7 separate regions of the Homo sapiens genome follow, and regions 1, 2, 3, 4, 5 and 6 are each linked to region 7. Evidence: chromatin contacts called from ENCODE Hi-C or POLR2A ChIA-PET data. All regions are on one chromosome and are shown on one strand. The core of a region is the stretch at or near the end of the contact, and the rest is flanking DNA. Distances in the headings are between cores, read along the strand shown. Region 1 holds the start of PDIA3 (protein disulfide isomerase family A member 3). Region 2 holds the start of SERF2 (small EDRK-rich factor 2). Region 3 holds the start of TMEM62 (transmembrane protein 62). Region 4 holds the start of RAD51-AS1 (RAD51 antisense RNA 1). Region 5 holds the start of RMDN3 (regulator of microtubule dynamics 3). Region 6 holds the start of CCNDBP1 (cyclin D1 binding protein 1). Region 7 holds the start of EHD4 (EH domain containing 4).

The links. Hi-C counts contacts between places; a loop is a spot of excess contacts on that map. ChIA-PET counts read pairs that join two places held with the same protein, here RNA polymerase II (POLR2A). Pooled maps may share reads with other maps.
Region 1: a map of CD8-positive, alpha-beta T cell shows a loop between it and region 7 (14-fold over the local background). The contact joins the promoter of PDIA3 here to the promoter of EHD4 in region 7. A Hi-C loop is called at or near these places in 1 of 168 maps with a recorded cell type or tissue (CD8-positive, alpha-beta T cell), 2 of 37 single-sample maps with no recorded cell type and 6 of 50 pooled maps.
Region 2: a map with no recorded cell type shows a loop between it and region 7 (10-fold over the local background). The contact joins the promoter of SERF2 here to the promoter of EHD4 in region 7. A Hi-C loop is called at or near these places in 1 of 37 single-sample maps with no recorded cell type and 6 of 50 pooled maps. POLR2A ChIA-PET finds 5 or more read pairs at or near these places in 1 of 52 experiments (HEK293).
Region 3: a loop to region 7 is called in a map with no recorded cell type, with 11 times the contacts of the local background. The contact joins the promoter of TMEM62 here to the promoter of EHD4 in region 7. A Hi-C loop is called at or near these places in 2 of 168 maps with a recorded cell type or tissue (B cell and naive thymus-derived CD4-positive, alpha-beta T cell), 2 of 37 single-sample maps with no recorded cell type and 7 of 50 pooled maps.
Region 4: a map of B cell shows a loop between it and region 7 (7-fold over the local background). The contact joins the promoter of RAD51-AS1 here to the promoter of EHD4 in region 7. A Hi-C loop is called at or near these places in 1 of 168 maps with a recorded cell type or tissue (B cell), 1 of 37 single-sample maps with no recorded cell type and 7 of 50 pooled maps.
Region 5: a map of CD8-positive, alpha-beta T cell shows a loop between it and region 7 (17-fold over the local background). The contact joins the promoter of RMDN3 here to the promoter of EHD4 in region 7. A Hi-C loop is called at or near these places in 1 of 168 maps with a recorded cell type or tissue (CD8-positive, alpha-beta T cell) and 6 of 50 pooled maps. POLR2A ChIA-PET finds 5 or more read pairs at or near these places in 1 of 52 experiments (activated T-cell).
Region 6: a map of CD8-positive, alpha-beta T cell shows a loop between it and region 7 (12-fold over the local background). The contact joins the promoter of CCNDBP1 here to the promoter of EHD4 in region 7. A Hi-C loop is called at or near these places in 2 of 168 maps with a recorded cell type or tissue (CD8-positive, alpha-beta T cell and naive thymus-derived CD4-positive, alpha-beta T cell), 2 of 37 single-sample maps with no recorded cell type and 11 of 50 pooled maps.

The regions. Positions count from the first base shown.
Region 1 is chr15:43,745,051-43,747,750 of GRCh38, forward strand. It overlaps PDIA3 (protein disulfide isomerase family A member 3), which reads left to right and starts at 1,388. Exons shown (of 13, transcript NM_005313.5): 1 at 1,388-1,656. The coding sequence starts at 1,490. It also overlaps the pseudogene CATSPER2P1. RefSeq lists a silencer at 1,104-1,403 and enhancers at 1,904-1,953, 1,964-2,013.
Region 2 is chr15:43,791,059-43,793,758 of GRCh38, forward strand. SERF2 (small EDRK-rich factor 2) reads left to right here and starts at 1,262. Exons shown (of 3, transcript NM_001018108.4): 1 at 1,262-1,325; 2 at 1,917-2,025; 3 at 2,652-2,700. The coding sequence starts at 1,319. It overlaps SERF2-C15ORF63 (SERF2-C15orf63 readthrough), which reads left to right and starts at 918. Exons shown (of 6, transcript NR_037673.1): 1 at 918-1,325; 2 at 1,917-2,025. MIR1282 (microRNA 1282) reads right to left here; the gene lies at 2,601-2,700. RefSeq lists enhancers at 757-1,956, 1,745-2,074, 2,410-2,700 and a silencer at 945-1,024.
Region 3 is chr15:43,132,177-43,134,876 of GRCh38, forward strand. It overlaps TMEM62 (transmembrane protein 62), which reads left to right and starts at 1,410. Exons shown (of 14, transcript NM_024956.4): 1 at 1,410-1,806; 2 at 2,081-2,192. The coding sequence starts at 1,627. RefSeq lists silencers at 1,198-1,257, 1,478-1,877, 2,068-2,279.
Region 4 is chr15:40,693,674-40,696,373 of GRCh38, forward strand. RAD51-AS1 (RAD51 antisense RNA 1) reads right to left here and starts at 1,432. Exons shown (of 2, transcript NR_040058.1): 1 at 1,339-1,432; 2 at 61-1,122. It overlaps RAD51 (RAD51 recombinase), which reads left to right and starts at 1,501. Exons shown (of 10, transcript NM_002875.5): 1 at 1,501-1,752. RefSeq lists enhancers at 491-670, 553-1,150, 1,031-1,180, 1,651-1,710, 1,748-2,345 and 1 more.
Region 5 is chr15:40,753,974-40,756,673 of GRCh38, forward strand. RMDN3 (regulator of microtubule dynamics 3) reads right to left here and starts at 1,281. Exons shown (of 13, transcript NM_018145.3): 1 at 1,110-1,281; 2 at 624-817. The coding sequence starts at 810. RefSeq lists a silencer at 672-886 and enhancers at 1,002-1,211, 1,422-1,541, 1,632-1,741.
Region 6 is chr15:43,184,060-43,186,759 of GRCh38, forward strand. It overlaps CCNDBP1 (cyclin D1 binding protein 1), which reads left to right and starts at 1,344. Exons shown (of 11, transcript NM_012142.5): 1 at 1,344-1,548; 2 at 1,761-1,820; 3 at 2,095-2,174. The coding sequence starts at 1,440. TMEM62 (transmembrane protein 62) reads left to right here. Exons shown (of 14, transcript NM_024956.4): 14 at 201-1,085. The coding sequence ends at 527. LOC124903478 (a long non-coding RNA gene) reads right to left here and starts at 1,828. Exons shown (of 2, transcript XR_007064604.1): 1 at 1,710-1,828. RefSeq lists silencers at 1,070-1,369, 1,590-1,679 and an enhancer at 1,850-1,949.
Region 7 is chr15:41,971,158-41,973,857 of GRCh38, forward strand. EHD4 (EH domain containing 4) reads right to left here and starts at 1,400. Exons shown (of 6, transcript NM_139265.4): 1 at 1,102-1,400. The coding sequence starts at 1,337. It overlaps PLA2G4E-AS1 (PLA2G4E antisense RNA 1), which reads left to right and starts at 1,606. Exons shown (of 4, transcript NR_120334.1): 1 at 1,606-1,841; 2 at 2,647-2,700. RefSeq lists silencers at 842-1,111, 1,212-1,281, 1,322-1,451.

The DNA.
Region 1 (2,700 bases), core at 138-2,637, 1.8 Mb after region 7:
CAGCTTGGCTCAAGCCTTGCAAATGCTCGATGAGAGAGAAAGTATCGATGAGACGTGAACGAATGGCATCAGCTCGGGGAAGCTGCATCTGCCCTTCTTGTTGGTAAGCGGCCATGTCTGCTAAGAAAATGTAAGCATCAAGTGTCATTTCATTCTTGGAGCTGCACCAAGGATTACAGGTTTTCTGTCCCCTCCTCCCCACCCTCTTTGCCCTTAAGATTCCTTAATGTACCCACATCTACGAACTAGGAGCAGTTGGGCAGAACAAACATTCTACTAAGACTCAGGGTTTTTTGAAACAAAAGGGGCTAAGAGTGGTAAAGACATTGAGCAGTCGACCAAGTGGCCAGGCATCTTCACTTTGTGACGGCACTACCAATTAAAAGCTCATTAAAAAAAAAAAAAAAAAAAAAAAAAGTCCGGGCGTGGTGGCTCACGCCTGTAATTCCAGCACTTTGGAATGCCGAGGCGAGCGGATCACGAGGTCAGGAGATAGAGACCATCCTGGCTAACACGGTGAAACCCGGTCTCTACTAAAAATACAAAAAATTAGCCGGGCGTGGTGGCGGGCGCCTGTAGGCCCAGCTACTCGGGAAGCTGAGGCAGGAGAATGGCGTGAACCCGGGAGGCAGAGCTTGCAGTGAGCGGAGATCGCGCCACTGCACTCCAGCGTGGGGGACAGAGCAAGACGGCATCTCAGACAAAACAAAACAAAACAAAACAAGAAACTCAATAAAAAAGGAGCAGCCACAAGGGCAGGGGCCCGGGGCTGGACAAAGAAGAACCTGGGTCCCACCTGGGCCTGAGAGAATCGGGCAATGAGGTGGAGTTGGGGGAGGGCTTGGCCTGCCCACGCAAGAGAAACCAAGTGAAGAGAAATTGGACAAAATGCCAAAGCCTGACATTTTGAAAATGGGTCCCGTCCCAAGTGTGTCCACTCCAACACTCCTTCGGGGGCTAGCTCCTTCTCTCCTCCATTCTCGCTTCTGGGCCTCACCTCAGCCCAGGTTCTCTTCGCCCACTCAGTCCTGACTTCACGCTTCCACCTCCAGCTCAGGCGCCCCCTGAGCCCGGCTACCCCTACGCAGGACGAGCTCAGGGCCGGCTCCCAGCCTCACTGCGCCCCATTTCCCGCCCCGCCCGACCCCCAGGTTTCGGCTCACCCCGGGACCCGGCCCTAGCCCCTGCCCCCAGCCCAGGACCGGGCCCAGCCACGCTCGCCCAGACACTCGCCGCCTCGGCCCCGCCCCGCGCTCCGGCCACTCGGCGGTAACGAGTTGGTCCCGCCCGCCCGACGAAGGCGACGCGCAGCCAATCAGCGGCTGCCACACAGCGGCCCAAGCCGGGTTTGGGGGTTGGGACCTCCGGCTGCAGGTCCGCCTGGGCCAGACGCGCGAGCGCAAGCAGCGGGTTAGTGGTCGCGCGCCCGACCTCCGCAGTCCCAGCCGAGCCGCGACCCTTCCGGCCGTCCCCACCCCACCTCGCCGCCATGCGCCTCCGCCGCCTAGCGCTGTTCCCGGGTGTGGCGCTGCTTCTTGCCGCGGCCCGCCTCGCCGCTGCCTCCGACGTGCTAGAACTCACGGACGACAACTTCGAGAGTCGCATCTCCGACACGGGCTCTGCGGGCCTCATGCTCGTCGAGTTCTTCGCCCCCTGGTGAGTCCATTCTGCCGAGGCGGGGGAAGAAAGGCGGGGCTGGGCCGGGGGCGAGAGCGCGGGGAACTGTTGGGCCTACGCAGCGCCGGGGCCCTTCATTCCTGTGGGCCCCTGCTGCGGCGGGCACATTTCTCATTCCCGGGAGCTGGAGGCGCCTCGCCGAGAGCGGGGGAGTCGGTGCTGATCGGCCCAAGGAAAACCCGAAGGCTGCGCTCACGCAGGGCCTCATCCTTATCTCGGTGCTCTTGTGGCACTTCCTATTTGCAGAGGGTTTTGCCACCCCTTCCCCCAGTCCAATATGTAGCTATATCTTTTCTGCGTGAGTCAGTATTAATGCTCCTCCAGTCTACAGACTAGGCATCCCAAAGCCTTGTAGTGGAAGCGGACGTTTCACCAAATGCAGAAGTCCTGGATCCCTAGGGTATTTCCTTTCATCTTACCTCACGCCGCACAGCCATTGGTTTCTAGCCAAGGTCACTGAGTGGCTGCAGAATGGTCGTAAGTGCTTTCTTGAGGCAGGTAATTTGTCCGTCACATGGTGTACAGTTTCTCCCTTCAGCTGATCACTTACATCTCAGTACCGGCAGATACCTCTGTCCAAACGAAAGGAGTACGTGAACAAGAATAATTCCATCAGAATCTGTCCATATTGTCTGTTTTAAATAGCATTTCTTTAAAATGTCAAAAAAGACTCCAATGAGAAAATAACCAATATTGATTACATACTCCACTTTAGGGTGACTTAAGTGATCAAGGGTGTAAATTCCTTAGATAGAACTAACTCGAAATAAAAAACTGTTGGGGAGAAGGAAGAGCAAATAAGATTTCTGGCCCAGTCAACTTGAGTGTTTGTTTTTTTTTTTTATTTGTGTGTGTGTGTGTTTTTAAACCTCCAGATCATTACCAGAGTAAACAGTGATTCCTTTATCCTGGGGATAGCTCTCTATATATAATTCAATATATATAATTACAGTACTTAATTTTTCCCCTCCTGGCACAGTGACCCTTGGTTTAATACTATCCGTGTTCAAAAATGTCAGTAAA
Region 2 (2,700 bases), core at 12-2,511, 1.8 Mb after region 7:
TGCCCAGCCTTTCTTATTAACTCTTTTTTTTTTGAGATGCAGTCTCGCTCTGTCGCCCAGGCTAGAGTGCAGTGGTGCGATCTCGGCTCACTGCAAGCTCCATCTACCGGGTTCACGCCATTCTCCTGCCTCAGCCTCCTGAGTAGCTGGGACTACAGGCGCCCGCCACCACGCCCGGCTAATTCTTATTAACTTTTTTTTTAGACGGGATCTCGCACTGTCGCCTGGGCTGGAGTGCAATGGCGCGATCTCGGCTCACTGCAACTTCCGCCTCCCGGGTTCAAGCGATTCTCCTGCCTCAGCCTCCCAAGTAGCTGGAATTACAGGCGCGCCACCACGCCCGGCTAATTTTTTGTATTTTTAGGGTTTTCACCATTGTTGGTCAGGCTGCTGGTCTCGAACTCCTGACCTTCTGATCTGCCCACCTCAGCCTCCCAAAGTGCTGGGATTACAGGCGTGAGCCACCACGCCCGGCCCTCCAGGGTCTTAATACAAAACCGGGTGGCTGGTGGCGATGGTACAGTAAGAAAAGCTCCAGAGGGGAAAAGCGAATATGTGAATTATCTAATCTCAGCCACTGATCCAACTCCATAGTCTGTGACTTTTGGAGTCCTCCAATACTTCCAAGCTGCATGTTCACATTTAAAGTTTCTGGGGGAAAACGAACAGGGTAGAGTTTTAGGAAATACCAGATGTTGCTGCGATTTTCTACAGTGAAGGGGCGTGGAAGGGGACAATGGGAGTAGAAGCGGGTTTCTGAAGTTGTGTTTGTACTTGATTTTAAGCGAGCTGTGAACAACTCGTGTCCAAATAAGTGGCTGAGAGGTGGTCCTAAGTAAGCACAAGTTTAGTAGTAGAGTACTCGTAACACAGAACTGGCTGAAACCCCGCCCTCTTGTCTACGGGCGTTCTTTCAGGGCGACTTTGTCAGTACCCCAAACTGTCCCCGCATGAGGTCACTCTGCACGGTCACGTGCTCGAGCCCGCGGGAGCGCCACATCGCCAGCCGCACCCCTCCACCCCCAACCTGCCCACGTGACCCGGCCTAGTTTCTCCAGGCCCGTCCCTACGTCTCACTCGGGAAGCCCCGCCCCACGCTGAGCGCTCCGCCTGCGACCCTCCGCCACTTACCCACCCCGGCTCAAGCACGACCCGTGGATCCACGTGCTTTTTCTTGTCCAATGGGAGCCGGCTCCCGGGCGCGAAGGGGCGGGGAGGAAAGGAACGACTGTGCTACGTTGCCAGAAGGGGCGGGACCTGCAACGTCCGACAGAACGAGGGGACGTAACGGAGGCAGGTTGGAGCCGCTGCCGTCGCCATGACCCGTGAGCACCGAGCCCCCTTCTCCTTGCCCTTTTCTTTCCGTTCACCCTAAACACCACCGGCGAGGCGCCGGCTTTGACCTTCCGTAGCTTCCCTAGCAAGGCGTTTCTCTGGGCGCGCTCTGTGGCCACCCTCACACTCGGTGCCCGGAAATCGAGCCCTTTGCCCACGGCTACTTCACGGGACCACCCTCCCGGGTTAGGCATAGGCCCTCCCGGATCTTCCGCGGTGTAAGGAGAAGGCCAGCGCCCCTGTGATAGGCCCAGAGCCCCCACTCCACAAGCCAGCCCATCCCCCACGGAGACCCAAACCGTCCACACACACCTTGCCAGCTGTTTGGGCCCCACGCCGCCCCAAAACACGCCTCCAGCTGGCCCCTTGGGACCTCCCTTCTCTAGTCCGTATTTTGACCTGGCCCGTGGCAGATTCGCCACTCCCCCCTACCCCAAGCAGCCTGGGCCTCGATGGGCCGTTGTCGGGGCCCGGAGATTGAAGTGGTGTTGGATCCTGCTGCTGGCCGCGCTGGGGTAGAAGGGTCGCCGGTGTGTGGGCAGAGCGGCCCCCGCGTCTCACCTTTAATTTTCTTTCCTTAGGCGGTAACCAGCGTGAGCTCGCCCGCCAGAAGAATATGAAAAAGCAGAGCGACTCGGTTAAGGGAAAGCGCCGAGATGACGGGCTTTCTGCTGCCGCCCGCAAGCAGAGGTAGCCCCAGGGAGGGGAGGGAAAGGGACGGTGGAGACCTGGGTTAGACCAAGGGTTATAGAAGGAAAGAGAGCTACCTCAGGGCTTGAATGTGGACTAGTCGTGAGGAGCAGAGTGCATTGCTTCCTCTAGGGTTTTATTTCCTCCCCACCCTCCAAATTGTTAGCTCACAGCCTTACAGGAAAGGACGGGGGCGGGCGCCTGCCCTCAGTCTGATTTCTGAGCGTCCCTGGGTCTGACCTTAAGGGCAAGGGCAGGGAGCTTCACATTTCAAATACAGTTGTGGTTACGGCAGCCCAGTACTTTTGGCCCTCCTTGCTGTTCGGTTCTCCTCCCTTCTCCCAACCTCCTCACTGGTGTTGCTGGGTGTGGTCCTCAATACAGAATAGAGACCCTTGGGCCTGTGTCACCAGACTTCTGACCCCTTGGGCAACAGCCAGATGGAGACTGGTCGCCTTTTGAGCCTCAGCTCTCTTCCTCTTGTTCTCCTAGGGTGGGAGTACAGCAGCCAAACGCTGAACTTAGTCCCATCCACTTCCATCTTATCCTTTGTGCCCTTCATCCCCCTGCATCTTGTCCTTTTTGCCCTCTGGTACCTCCCAGTGCCCCATCATCTCTACCCCCAGGGACTCGGAGATCATGCAGCAGAAGCAGAAAAAGGCAAACGAGAAGAAG
Region 3 (2,700 bases), core at 160-2,659, 1.2 Mb after region 7:
AAGTTGTAGCTCTGATGTCTAGCTGTAGTCTCCTGGGTCTGCTGATTGCATTATTTTAATTTGCTTTTCTGGGAAAGCAGTTTTGCTAAAAGCTGTACAGACTTTCCTTTGTACCTAGTAGTACTTTATATAGTATAGCTTTGGGCTATGTAGCATTTTAAGACTCAATTAATAAAAAATTAATCTGTTGCTGACTCTGTTAATTCCTATTTCCACATGTATTTCCTTGAAGAATTCAGGATACGACTTCTTGTGTATGACAGTTTTCCTTCACACACTATTTTTGTGGGTGTGTATATATCTGATTTGGGGAGAATTTAAAAAACACATAGCTTTTTAATTTGTTTGAAACAGACCTTTTGCCTGTTACATTTTGTGCTCTTAACCAATTAAAGAAGCCAATGACATGTTAGTTTTATATTGTGTTTTCCACTAGTATATCCCTGTTGATTTGTTTGTGCCTTTTATTAACTGCCATTTTCTAAAATTTTTTTCAATAAAGGGAAGACGTGAAAAAAATTACTCAGAACAGCAATATATAATAAACAATTAAAAAATCAACAATAAGGGAGTTGTTAGATAAATTAAGGTAGGGCTGAATCTAATTCTCCTGGGTCTGGCCCATAGGAAGTATTTAATACTTATTAAATGAATGGTATACTACCGTGTTGCAATATTATTTACTCAGGTGCATGTGAAATCAGTTTAAGGGAAAAATAACTTTCACAAAACATAGGAATTACATCTATAGAAAACCTATGCTGCCGGGCGCGGTGGCTCAGCCTGTAGTCCCAGCACTTTGGGAGGCGGAGGCGGGAGGATCGCTTGAACCTAGGAGTTCCGAGGCCAGCCCGGGCAACACAGACAGATCCCAGTCTCTACAAAAACTATATTTAAAAAATTAGCTGGGCGTGGTGGTGCGAGCCTGTAATTCCAGCTACTTAAGGTCAGGGAGGTCGAGGCTGCAGTGAGCCATGATCGCGCCACTGCATTCCTGCCTGGGGGATAGAGACCCTGTCTGAGAAGTGAAGGAAAGGGGAATGGTAGAGGGAAGGGGAAGAGAAAGAAAAGAAAACCTATGGAGGTACGTTAATAATCAGAAGGGGCCAGAGGAAGCCACCTGACACATTTGTGAGACAATTTAAAAGGCGTTCTCATACATTCTCACTTTGATACAACAACCCTGCAAAGTGCGCACGGAAGGTGTTATTAACTCCGTTTTACAGGTAAGGAGATCGACCCACTGAGGTCAGGAGTGACTGACCAAGGCGGAGCCAGGACTCTAGCCCCCGCCTCCCGGCCACTGGTCCCGGTCTCCTTCCCCGCCACCACTCGGCCACCGTCATTGGTGTTCAGAGTTTCGGTTCTCTTTTCTGTGATCGTATTACTTATGCAAAACGAGCCCAGTCACTTGCGCGGCCAGAGAGGGGCAGGTGCTGGGCGGCGGCTGACGGGCGCAGCACCCTAGGCCCAGTGTCTGGCTCCAGCCCCGCATCCGGCGCCGGCCCCGCATCCAGCTCTGGCCCTGCGACAATAGAGTCCGGAAGTGCAGGCAAAGCGGCTCCCGGGAGCGCCGCGCGGTCCTGCGCGGGATCAGCGAGGGCCGCGCCCCGGCGGGCGGGCGGCATGGCTGCAGTGCTGGCTCTCAGGGTGGTCGCGGGGTTGGCGGCCGCAGCGCTGGTGGCCATGCTCTTGGAGCACTACGGCCTGGCGGGCCAGCCCTCGCCGCTGCCGCGCCCCGCGCCCCCCAGGAGGCCGCACCCTGCGCCAGGGCCCGGAGACAGCAACATCTTCTGGGGCCTGCAGGTGACGCGGCGGGAAGCCGGGCCGGGAGGCAGGTGCAGATCGGGCACCGTGCGGTGGGACCCTTGCGGGTGTTGGGCCCCACGCTCCAGGCTGGGGACCTCAGTCAGATTGTAACTCGAGGCTCTGTCTAGTGCTGGCCCTGTCCTTACCTGGGGGGTTCGTTATGCATTGCCTCTTTGCCTTTTCCTTCTGCCCGAGAGAGCCGCTGAGCCGCCCCTCCCCATGCTGCCTCTTCCTGGCTCAGATCTCTCTGTTCAATACCTGTTTTCGGCAGATATCCGACATTCACCTGAGCAGGTTTCGAGATCCAGGCAGAGCGGTAGACTTAGAGAAATTCTGTTCTGAAACTATTGACATCATTCAACCAGCTCTCGTCCTAGCAACAGGTAGGGAGGCTTGCCGTGCTGTGGTGGTGGTCTGTGGTCCGCATGGTAGAACTCTAGCCAGGGCTGTGGCTTTTCATTTTGGGGACGTTGGGAGCAGTATAGCCACAGCCCCAGGTGAGCTCTGTGAGGTGGAAGAGATTGGACATTCTAACCCCTTTGCCTATGGATAACTGAATGAGTCAAGATCCAGGCAAAATGATTTGACGTAGCAAGGTTTTGTCAAAGCAGTAGAAGCAAGGCTCCTGGTTCTCATGTCAGTCTGTTGTCTGATATATTTGTATCTGGTTTTTGTTCTTGTTGTTGTTACAGTTCTGGTTGTGAGAATTAGGGAAAAGCCTGTAACCACGAATCAGAAGTTCTCTTCTTTTGCTAACTTTTCTATTTTCTTTACATTATTAATCTTATATTTTCAGTTGTTTGAGGCTTCCGGTGACCCAGGGCACTTTTTCTTCATCCTTTGATAGTTTTATGACTTAAGTTTTCTAGACTCTTCAAACACTTTATTTGC
Region 4 (2,700 bases), core at 182-2,681, 1.3 Mb before region 7:
GTCCTCCCACCTCAGCCTCCGGGATAGCTGAGACCACAGGCACAAGCCACCACGCCCAGCTTATTTTTTTTTTTTTTTTTTTTGAGATATGGGGTCCCACTATGTTGCCCAGGCTGGTCTCCAACTCCTGAGCTCAAGCGATCCTCCCCCACCTTGGCTTCCCAAAGTGCTGGGATTACAGGTGTGAGCCACCGTGCAGGCCTTATATGATCTTCATATCCTGAACTAAATGTAACCTTCCAGTTTCGGCACTTGCTCTGGCACTTTTCCTCCCTCGCCAGATAATACTAATCTTTAATCATGTAGTTCGTTTCCATGCCCATACTACCCTATTTGCTTATAATGTCTTCCACTTCGCCCAAGAATCCCTACTCAGCTAGCTTGTGGTGTTGTTTTGACACAGTCTCGCTCTGTCGCCCAGGCTGGAGTACAGCGGCGAGATCTCGGTTGGCTGCAACCTCCTCCTGAGTTCAAGCGATTCTCATGCCTCAGCCTTTCGAGTAGCTAGGATTACAGGCATGTGCCACAAAACCTGGCTAATTTTTGTATTTTTTACTAAAGACGAGGTTTCACCACGTTGGCCAGGTTTATCTCCAACCCCTGACCTCAGGTGATCCGCCTGCCTTGGCCTCCTAAACTGCTGGGATTACTGGCGTGAACCACCGCGCCCGGCCCTACTCAGCCTTTAAAACCGGAATCACGGGTCAAAACTTTCTGGTAAACCACGATACGGTTTAGGTTATGAAATTCAATGCCCCCTTCCTCTGAACTCCTGCAAATCTCCAGTAAAGCACCACAGATTGACGAATATTCCAGCCATTTCCCTCTCCCGTACGCTAGCTCCATTTCCCACTTCTATCCATCTTCTCGAGCTTCCTCAGCTCCTCCACCTCCATGAGGCCTGGAAAGCACCTTGCTCCAGGAATGCGAGTAGGAGGCTCAGAGCGACCAGAAGTGCCAAAAGCTGACATTCAGATACTGCCGAAACAAACCACAAGAGCGCTAGGGCCCCCGCTAATAGTCCAGCTGCGATGGTGAGAACTCGCGGACCCGCCGGCGATGCATGCCGGGAGATGTAGTCCCGGGCCGACGCATTACCTCTTGGGAGTCGTGGTCTTCGATCTGGTAAACAGAAGACGGCAACTCGGTTAAGTCTTCCCCCACCGCCCCCTGAAATCCCTCGCCCCACCCGCGAGGGACTGGGGTAGGAGTAGGGGCGTTGCCGTGGTTAGCCTCGAACTCCTAGGCTCAGACGATACTCTCGCCTCGGCCTCCCGAGCAGCTGGGACTACACGCGTGAGCCACCGCCCCCGGCATAAAGTTTGAATTAGTCCTTACGCAAAAAGGGAAGAGGGCAGTCTGTAAACTCGCGCAGGATCAAGCTCTCGAGCTCCCGTCTTGGGTTAGCGCGCAGGGCGGAAGCGGGGAGAAGGCGGATCCGGGAGGCGGGGATACGTTACGTCGACGCGGGCGTGACCCTGGGCGAGAGGGTTTGGCGGGAATTCTGAAAGCCGCTGGCGGACCGCGCGCAGCGGCCAGAGACCGAGCCCTAAGGAGAGTGCGGCGCTTCCCGAGGCGTGCAGCTGGGAACTGCAACTCATCTGGGTTGTGCGCAGAAGGCTGGGGCAAGCGAGTAGAGAAGTGGAGCGTAAGCCAGGGGCGTTGGGGGCCGTGCGGGTCGGGCGCGTGCCACGCCCGCGGGGTGAAGTCGGAGCGCGGGGCCTGCTGGAGAGAGGAGCGCTGCGGACCGAGGTGAGTGTGTGAGGCGCAGGCTGGGCCCTCCAGAGCCGCGGCTCGTCCTCGCCCACCTGCGTCCTGGCCGGTCCAGTGCTCAGCGGCAGTTGGGGCCTCCGCGCGCAGTGTGAAACCCGGACGTGGCAGGGCGTGTCCGCGCCCGACCGACCCTCAGCTGCTGGGGCGAAAACACAAGTGGACCTCAGTCTTTAGAACTAGGGGAGAAACATTAGAGCCTTTATAGGCAACACCTATTTTATGGGTTCGAGCGAGAAGTCCGAGATCAGAGCGGTGTAGCCACAGCTGTTTAATATCACAGCCAGGGCTTCCGGATTCCTGATCTGTCTTTCCATTACACCGTGCTTAGAAAGTACCAATCTCCGATTGCCAAAACAGTGTTTTCATCATCTAATGCGGAAAACCATTCACATGATGCCTAGAGAATGATCTGAAGTGAGGTTTGGTTTTCTTAAAACTTTTTTTTTGAGATGGAGTCTCGCTCTTCCGCCCAGGCTGGAGTGTAGTGGCGCGATCTCGGCTCACTGCAACCTCCGCCTCCCGGATTCAAGCGATTCTCCTACCTCAGCCTCCCGAGGAGCTGGGATTACAGGCCCCCACCACCACGCCGCCAGGCTGATTTTTGTATTTTTAGTAGAGACGGGGTTTCACCATGTTGGTCAGGCTGGTCTCGAACTTCTGACCTCAGGTTATCCACCCGCCTCTGCCTCCCAAAGTGCTGGGATTACAGCCGTGAGCCACAGCGCCTGGCCCCTGTTTTTTTGTTTGTTTGTTTGTTTTTAACTTCTAAAGCGCAATGTAATATACATGTAGAAAAATTCACATTCACAACTGTATACAACTCCGTGAATTATTACAAAATATACTGGCCGGGCGTCGTGTCTCACGTCTGTAGTCCCAGCACTTTGGGAAGTGGAGGCGGGAGGACGATTGAGCCCAAGAGTTCGA
Region 5 (2,700 bases), core at 31-2,530, 1.2 Mb before region 7:
TCTACTTATTACACACCTCACCCAACACTAAGCAAGTGCCTTTAATACCCACATAGCACTATTGTGGCCAGAACTAAAAGTGAAAGTTAAACAGTCTTTTTGAAATATACTTTCTTGTGAGTACAGGCGAAAGAGTAGAGAAAACCACGACTGCTTTTTTTTTTTTTTTTTTTTTGAGACAGAGTCCCACTCTGTCACCCAGGCTGGAGTGCAGTGGCGCAACCTCAGCTCACTGCGGCCTCCGCCTACCAGGTTCAAGCGATTCTCGTGCCTCAGCCTCCCCAGTAGCTGGGACTACAGGCCGCGCCACCACGCCCGGCTAATTTTTGTATTTTTAGTAGAGATGGGGTTTCACCATGTTGACATCTGGTTGAACGTTGGCCAGGCTGGTCTTGAACTCCTGACCTCAGGTGATCCGCCCGCCTCGGCCTCCCAAAGTGCTGGGATTACAGGCGTGAGCCACCGCGCCCAGCCCGACGACTGCTTTTTCAACAAGCTTCCAAAAAAGTGAAACCCTAAAGCACTTCTCTCCGTTACCCTGTCCCACAGTCTCCACCGAAAGCAGCCCAGACCTCAGGCCCATTAGTCTGCAGTGACCGCGGTCTCAGGAGACGGGCTCCTACCGTGGCGTCCGGGATCTGAAGTCTGCGTATAGTCCAGGGAGTTGGGCAGGCTCTGGCTGCGGCCATGACGCTGGGTCCGTTTCCATCGCTGGCTGTAAAGGAGGCACAGGAATCCAAGGCCGGCGGCGGTACCCAGCAACAGTCCCAGCCCGGCACGGGCACCACCCAGGGCTCCCAGTCTAGACATGCTGCACCTGCGGCCAGCAGAAGTCACCGGGAGCAGGCAGGCGGGCGGGCGGGCGGGGGTAAGGAGAGAGAGAGATTCGTGAACCCGGTAAACCCACCCTCAAGGCTGAACCCCGGCAGGTATCCCCTTGCCCAAACCCTGAGCTCTCGACTACGTGCACCCCAGTCTGAACCCTAAGGCTTCCTCCAGCCTCCTGGGCCCCACTGCCTCTCTTCTCACCCAGCCTGGACGTAGCCGCCCCTCCAGTACACCCCCCGACCCGGGTCACAGAGTCCGGCTTCTGGGCCTTCAACCCCCACCTCAGCCTCACGACACTGCAGACCACAAACCCGGCGCCCTGGCTGCAAACTCCTGGCCTTCCGCCGCGGCCCCCGAAGGCGCTCTGGCCTGGCAGGAGATCCACTCAGACCCTTACCCGGCCGCCAGCCACCATGGCAGCAGCCGCCGCGGGCTCACGCTGTCAGTGACCGTGACGTCAGGCAGGCGGCGCCAGGTGCTCGGCGCCCTGCGGGAAGGCGCAGAGAGATGACCGCGCCGGCCCCGCCCCTTGTCTGTTTCCCTCAGGGGCGGGGCCACGGGCGCCGCCGGAGGGGCGGAGTCAGCACAGAGCGCGAAAGGAAAGCAAGAAGGGGCCCAAGACAGGGGAAAGGCGGGAAGGCAGGGAGACTTCTTGGGCGGACGCTCGCGCAGTCACCCTCACCGTCCGGCAGCCAGGCCTCCATTTCCCTCCGGTCACACCGGCTTAACTTGCTGCTCCCGGAATACGCTCAGCATATTCACACTTTCTACCTGCGCTTCTGCCTGGACCTCCCCTCTGTACCTGGAAAACGTCACGCTCTCCCCACATTTTATTTTTATTTTTATTTTGTAGAGACTGGGTCCCGCTCTCCTGGTCTCTCAAAGTGCGATCCGCCCGCCTCGGGCTCCCAAAGTGCGTGAGCCGCCGCACCCGGCCATAAATCTTAAACCTAACGTGCTGTCTTATAATTCTGTTTTACTCTTGTAATTGTATGCAACTTCTTATAATTGTGGCAACTAAAAAGACCGATTTTATGGACTATGATAACAATTTTATTGTGAACATTTCTTAAGAGTTAAAATTTAGTTTAGTGAAAGAAATATCTAGGCCAGTCCTCCCAATACCCTTGACTAGATCTTATATTTATTTACCCTTTAATTGTGAGATATTGTATACATATAAGAATACAGGAGGCCGGCCGTGGTGGCACGTGACTGTAGTCACAGATACTCTGGGGGCTGAGATGGGAGGATCACTTGAGCCCAGGTCGTCGAGGCTGCAGTGAGCCATGATCACTCTGGGCAACAGAAGTCAGGATATCGAGGCCACCCAGGCCAACCTGGCGAAACTCCGTCTCTACTAAAAGTACAAAAATTAGCTGGGCATGGTGGTGCACGCCTGTAATCCCAGCTACTCGGGAGGCTGAGGCAGGAGAATTGCTTGAACCCAGGAGGCAGAGGTTGCAGTGAGCCGAGATCTCGCCACTGTACTCCAGCTTGGGCAACAGAGTGAGGCCTCCTCTCAAAACAAATAAACAAAAACAACAACAACAAAAAATATATTTATATATATATAAAGTATATATATATATATACACTTTATTTTGGAGGAAATAAAAATTTCCTCTGGAAACCTTCCCAGATCACCACCTTGGTGAAATTAAGCTTTTCACCCTGCTTTGCTCCTGTGGCTCTATTGCCTCCATTATACTTTTTTTTTTTTTTTAGACGGAGTTTCGCTCTTTTCGCCCATGCTGGAATGCAGTGGTGCGATCTCGGCTCACTGCAACCTCCTCCCCCGCCCCTGGGTTCAAGCAATTCTCCTGCCTCAGCCTCCGGAGTAGCTGGAATTACAGGCTTGCACCCCCACGC
Region 6 (2,700 bases), core at 94-2,593, 1.2 Mb after region 7:
CTCTAAGATGAATAAAAGGACATGGGCAAATACACAACTAGCCACAAGTCAGCTGTTGTGTTATAAGCAACTGTGCTTGAAGTAAATTAGCTAACGCCAAGACAGATAGCAGCATAGTCTTAGGATCCACTAATAATGCATTATTAAGACCAAACTCTTCCAAGGACTTGGGAGTAAGCTATGGTTCTGTTCTTTTCCAGCTGGCGTTTTTTAACATCCCCTTGATGGCTTACATGTGTTGGAGCTTGCTGCAGCGGTGCTTTGGTCACAACTTCAGGTCTCATCTCCATCAAAGAAAATACTTGAAAATTATGCCTGTTCACCTACTTATGCTACTGCTGTACATCTGGCAGGTTTATTCCTGCTACTTTCTTTATGCAACATACGGCACCCTAGCTTTTTTATTCTCCCCTTTGCGGACCTGGTTGACACTGCTGACACCTGTTCTCATTCGTTATGTGTGGACACTGAACTCCACCAAGTTTGGAATCTTCATGGTGCAGTTAAAAAGCCACCTGAGCTCCTGAAGGCCATGTCTCACCACTGGCAGCTGGGCAGAAGCCCAGCCTCTGTGTCTGTAGCCCAGGCCTCTACCCCAGTAGCAGGTGGAGGGCCAGGATTGGTGGGTGAGCTTTAGGGAGCAGCTGCTCGTTTGGAGTCCTGGACGTTGGAGGGATTACCCACTACTGATACCTGCAGAATGGACTGCAGAAAAGTCTCAAAAATAATGCCTTTATTCCTTCCCTCCCTAAGGAGGCAAAGAGTTGATTTACCTTTGTGAAGAGAAAACCCTTATCTAGGACATCCACAGGGTAGAGGTTGGGTGTGTGTACGGGAGTGTCTGAGGCCCAGTGTGTTTTTTAGGGTTACCCCATGTAAAGCACTTACCGCTGTGCTTGGAATTCAGCAGCTGTCAAAGGTGCAATTTCAGGGGCAGGGAACCTTTGAGGATCTGGGCCCGACCCTCACTACCCCTGAGATATTAGTTCCCAGGCCTGTTTTCCCACAGGATTGTGGGCTCTCTGCTTCCTTAGTCGGAAGTGTTTTCAACTAATCAAATAAATGAATGAATGATGAATAAGAAAGACGGTGAGCCTGAGGCTTGCTTGTGTAGCCTGGCCTAAGGGGCAAGAGAAGGCGTGGCCTGTCCTGGCCTCTGAGAGTGGGATGGTTGGTGCTGTACCTCAGGGGACAGGGCGGGGCGGGAGGAGGCGGGGCCAGGCCTGGTCTCTGATAACGGGATGGGTGGTGCTGGACCTCGGGCGGGGCCGGGCCTCGTGGCGGGAGGAGGCAGGGCAGGGCCTCTGGGACGGGGCTGGACGGCTTGTTGACGGAAACGAGCCCTTGACGCTGTGGCCCGGAAGTGGAGCGGCTGTCGCAGTGCGGCTCCGGCAGTGGCAGCGGAGGCCTGTGTTTGCGGCCTTCGGCAAGCGACTGAGATGGCGAGCGCAACTGCACCTGCAGCCGCAGTCCCCACCCTGGCTTCGCCTTTGGAGCAGCTCCGGCACTTGGCGGAGGAGCTGCGGTTGCTCCTGCCTCGAGTGCGGGGTGAGCTGACGGAGTTAGAACGGGCGACGGCAGGGGCGGGCTCGGGGTCGGGGAGAGGCCGGGCTCGGGGTCGGGGAGAGGCCGGGCTCGGGGTCGCGGAGAGGGCGGGCTGGGGCGGCGGCGGGGAGCCGGGCTTGGGCGAGGGAGGTGGCTCCGCTTACCTCAGCTTTTCCATTCGCCACCGTTCGGCCCCCACACGCCACACCCACAAGTCGGCGAAGCCCAGGAGACCACCGAGGAGTTTAATCGAGAGATGTTCTGGAGAAGACTCAGTGAGTGCGCCTCCTTCCGGGCTCCCCTTGCCTCAGTTCCTCCAGCGTCCCGACCCCTTTTCCTCCCGCTGTCCCCCACGGAGGGGACTGCTCTCCCCCGCTGCATCCTTTCTGTGAGGTACCTTACCCACCTCAGCACCTGAGAGGGTGAAATAGAATTCTAACCTCGACATTCGGGAAGTGTTTTTGAGAAGTCTCGGTCGGTAAGGGAAGTCTTCCAAGTCCGTGCAGCACTAACGTATTGGCACCTGCCTCCTCTTCGGCCACCCCCCAGATGAGGCAGCTGTGACTGTGTCAAGGGAAGCCACGACTCTGACCATAGTCTTCTCTCAGCTTCCACTGCCGTCTCCACAGGTGGGCTTCACTTTCGTGGAATCCTTGGGCTGCCGAGTTACACCTTAGGAATCCTCTAATTTTCTTTCCACCTTTTGCACGCACGCCAGGAGATTTCTTTTCTTCATCTGTCCAGTGAGGTTACCGTTTTTACTTCACAGGATTGTTGTGAAGACCGAATTGCCAAGTGCAGTTCCTGGCGCGGAGTAGGCAGGTCTTATAAATATTGGTTCAGTCTGAAGTTTATCCTGGTTGTTTCCCTTCTGATAATTTTTTAAGCACTTTTTATTTGCTGGGTGTTTTCACATACTTGATGGCCATCTGACAGATGAGCAAGGAGGCTCAGAAGCTCAGCTTAAGATTTAAAAAAAAGCAGGGGGGCTAGAATTTAAATCAAGGTCTATCTGATGTCTAAGCTACCTATTCTGTTATACTGCATAATACCCTTTTTATATTATTTTTTATATTTAATCAGTAACATATGTAGATAGTACAAAATTCAACAGATATCAAAGTGTGTTAAGTTTACCTTTCCACCCACTTTCTC
Region 7 (2,700 bases), core at 150-2,649:
GTAGGAACTATTTAGGTCACTGGAGTGGAGAAAAAGAGGTCGCTACTTAACAGAAATGGCATGTATCCAAATATAGATGCAGTTTTCTCAACACCTGTTGCACATCAAATGATGAAGAGATTGTTACAATTTCCAAAACCCTGGACCAAAACCTTAAATGATCAGCACTTTGTTTCAACTGATACACGGCTTAAGTCAGAAAAATAAGTTCTTCTTACCAAAAACAGTGAGCCTAAATATGCTGGCTGCTTTAGAAATAAAACAGGTGATCAACAAAGCAATCTGTTTCTGTCTAAATAATTTCCCAGCAAAAGTCACTTCTTTTGAAACTATATGATTTGAACCACAGGGTATGCACAGTGATTGTGTGCTTTCAGAAACACGGTAAGCATGACAAATATTTTCAGTTGTCAAGGGTAAGCGAGGAGGGAATGACCCACCTAAGAAATGGAAACTAACAAATAGTAATATGACACTCCCCCTTAGTTCCACAGGCTGGTGCGGCTGCTACACGCAGCTCACTTCCTACGGGCGGCTAAAGGCGGTGCATGAACTGAACGTAGGCGGCCTCTTTATCCCCTCCCCACAACACTGTGGGGTGGCACGTAAAGACCTCAAGGGAAGGGGGCCTGGGCGATACGCTCTCCTGCTGCCATTCATTTGTTCAAGAAATAGTTGAACAAATGAATAGTTAAACAAACTCTCCAACTAGGACTCTGTCCCATTCGGATACCCTACGCCTCTCCCCCCATTTCCATCCCTAGGCATCACTCCCTCGTCAAGAATATGCTGATTATGGCTCGCGCCCCCTCTCTCCCTTGGACCCTCCCGCCAGGGCGACCGGACGAGGCCAGCGGGAGCAACGCCTTCCGAACCGCAAGGAAGGAGGGCTCGGAGTGCGCAGGGCGCGGGTTCGCGGGACCCTCCAGCGCGCGGGGCTGGCCAGCCGGGGCGGGGCCGAGGGCACCGGGCGCCGAGCTCCGGGAGGGGTCCCCGAGGTCGCGCCGGCCGGGAGGGGCAGCGGCGGGAGGCGGCCGACTGCGGCGCACACGTGGGGAGGGCGGAGCGGGGCGGGAGCCGGGCGAGGGGCGGTGACGGTACCTGATGAAGGTGGTCTTGCCGGTGCTGTACTGGCCCACCAGCAGGATCATGGGCTTGTTCTCGAAGTCGGCGTCCTCCAGCGCAGGCGAGTGGAACTCGTGGAAGCGGTACGCCTCCTCCAGCGGCAGCACCTTGCGCAGGTAGAGCGAGCGCAGCCCGCCCGTCACCGTCTGCACCGCGTCCGCGCCGCCAGCGCGTTCGCGCCCGCCCGCCTGCCGCCCCATCCAGCTGAACATCCTGCCGCCAGTCCACGCTCGGATGGGACCCTGCTCCGGGTTCGACTCTCCCCGGCTCGCACTGAGCCGCCCCGGCCGCGCTGGCCGCCGCCCGAGGAGGGCCCCGCCTTGTGCTGCCACAGCCAGTCTTCGGCCGCTACGTCACGCGCGCTCGCCCACTATTCAGACGAGCTCTCTCAGGTCCTTCCTGATTGGATCTCTGCCAGAGAGGGCTGAAGGCGTCAGCCAATTGAGAGGAGGTTCTTAATGAATTATTGATGACGGAGTCATTCTAGAGGACTGGGCGGGGAGATGGTGTCTTCCCGGCCGGGTGGCACTGACCGGTCATGCTCAGGGCCCCCTTCTGGTTGCCGGTGCCTCACCTCTGGCCAGGTGGCATCGGCTTCCGGGTAAATCTGAGCTGCCCAAAGCGAGCCTCCGGAGGCTGCTCCATCTCCTGGAACGTTTACTCATTCAGGCCTCTGGACGTCGATACTGGGGATGAAAAGTTCAGAAAGTGGACAGGCAGGTTCTGTCTTCCCGGGGGCGGGTGGTTATGACTCCGTTTTACAGGCCAAGAGACCCAGGCTCACGGGCATAATTGACACAATCTTGAGGGGAAGTGGACTGGAATCTATTTGAGTAGCCGTTTCTCCTACTTCTCCACATTGCCCTCACTAAATTCTGGATCAGCTAAAGGCTTTTTCCCCTTAGTTTTCTTTATGTGTTTTTCTGTAAAGCCGAAAATTTAGTCATTACTCTCATTATTACATTATCCTCATTATTACAACTTTATTTCCACATATTGACATGTGAGTCATTGTCACCTCCTAGCTGTTTTTTGTTGTTGTTGTTGTTTTCTGAGACGGAGTCTCGCTCTGTCGCCCAGGCTGGAGTGCAGTGGCACGATCTCGGCTCACTGCAACCTCCGCTTCCCGGGTTCAAGCAATTTTCCTGTCTCAGCCTCCTGAGTAGCTGGGACTACAGGCGCTCACCACCATGCCCAGCTAATTTTTGTATTTTTAGTAGAGATGGGGTTTCACCATATTGGTAAGGCTGGTCTTGAACTCCTGACCTCAGATGATCCGCCTGCCTTGGCCTCCCAAAGTATTGGGATTATAGGCGTGAGCCACCGCCCCTGGCCTGTTTCTTTTCTAGGTTAAAAGGATACTCACTTATCTAAGTTGAGATTGGGGGAAATAATCACCTTTTGTGTCCTTGATTGTAGCTTAGGAATATTTCTTAGTTGTTTTAGAGCATTTCTCAAGTGTGATCCATGGGGCCACCTGCATATATGCATTTATGAGCTGGGATGCTTGTTAAAATGCAGATTCCTGGTCTTCAGTCCAGACCTACTGAGTTAAAATATTGAGGAGAGATGGAG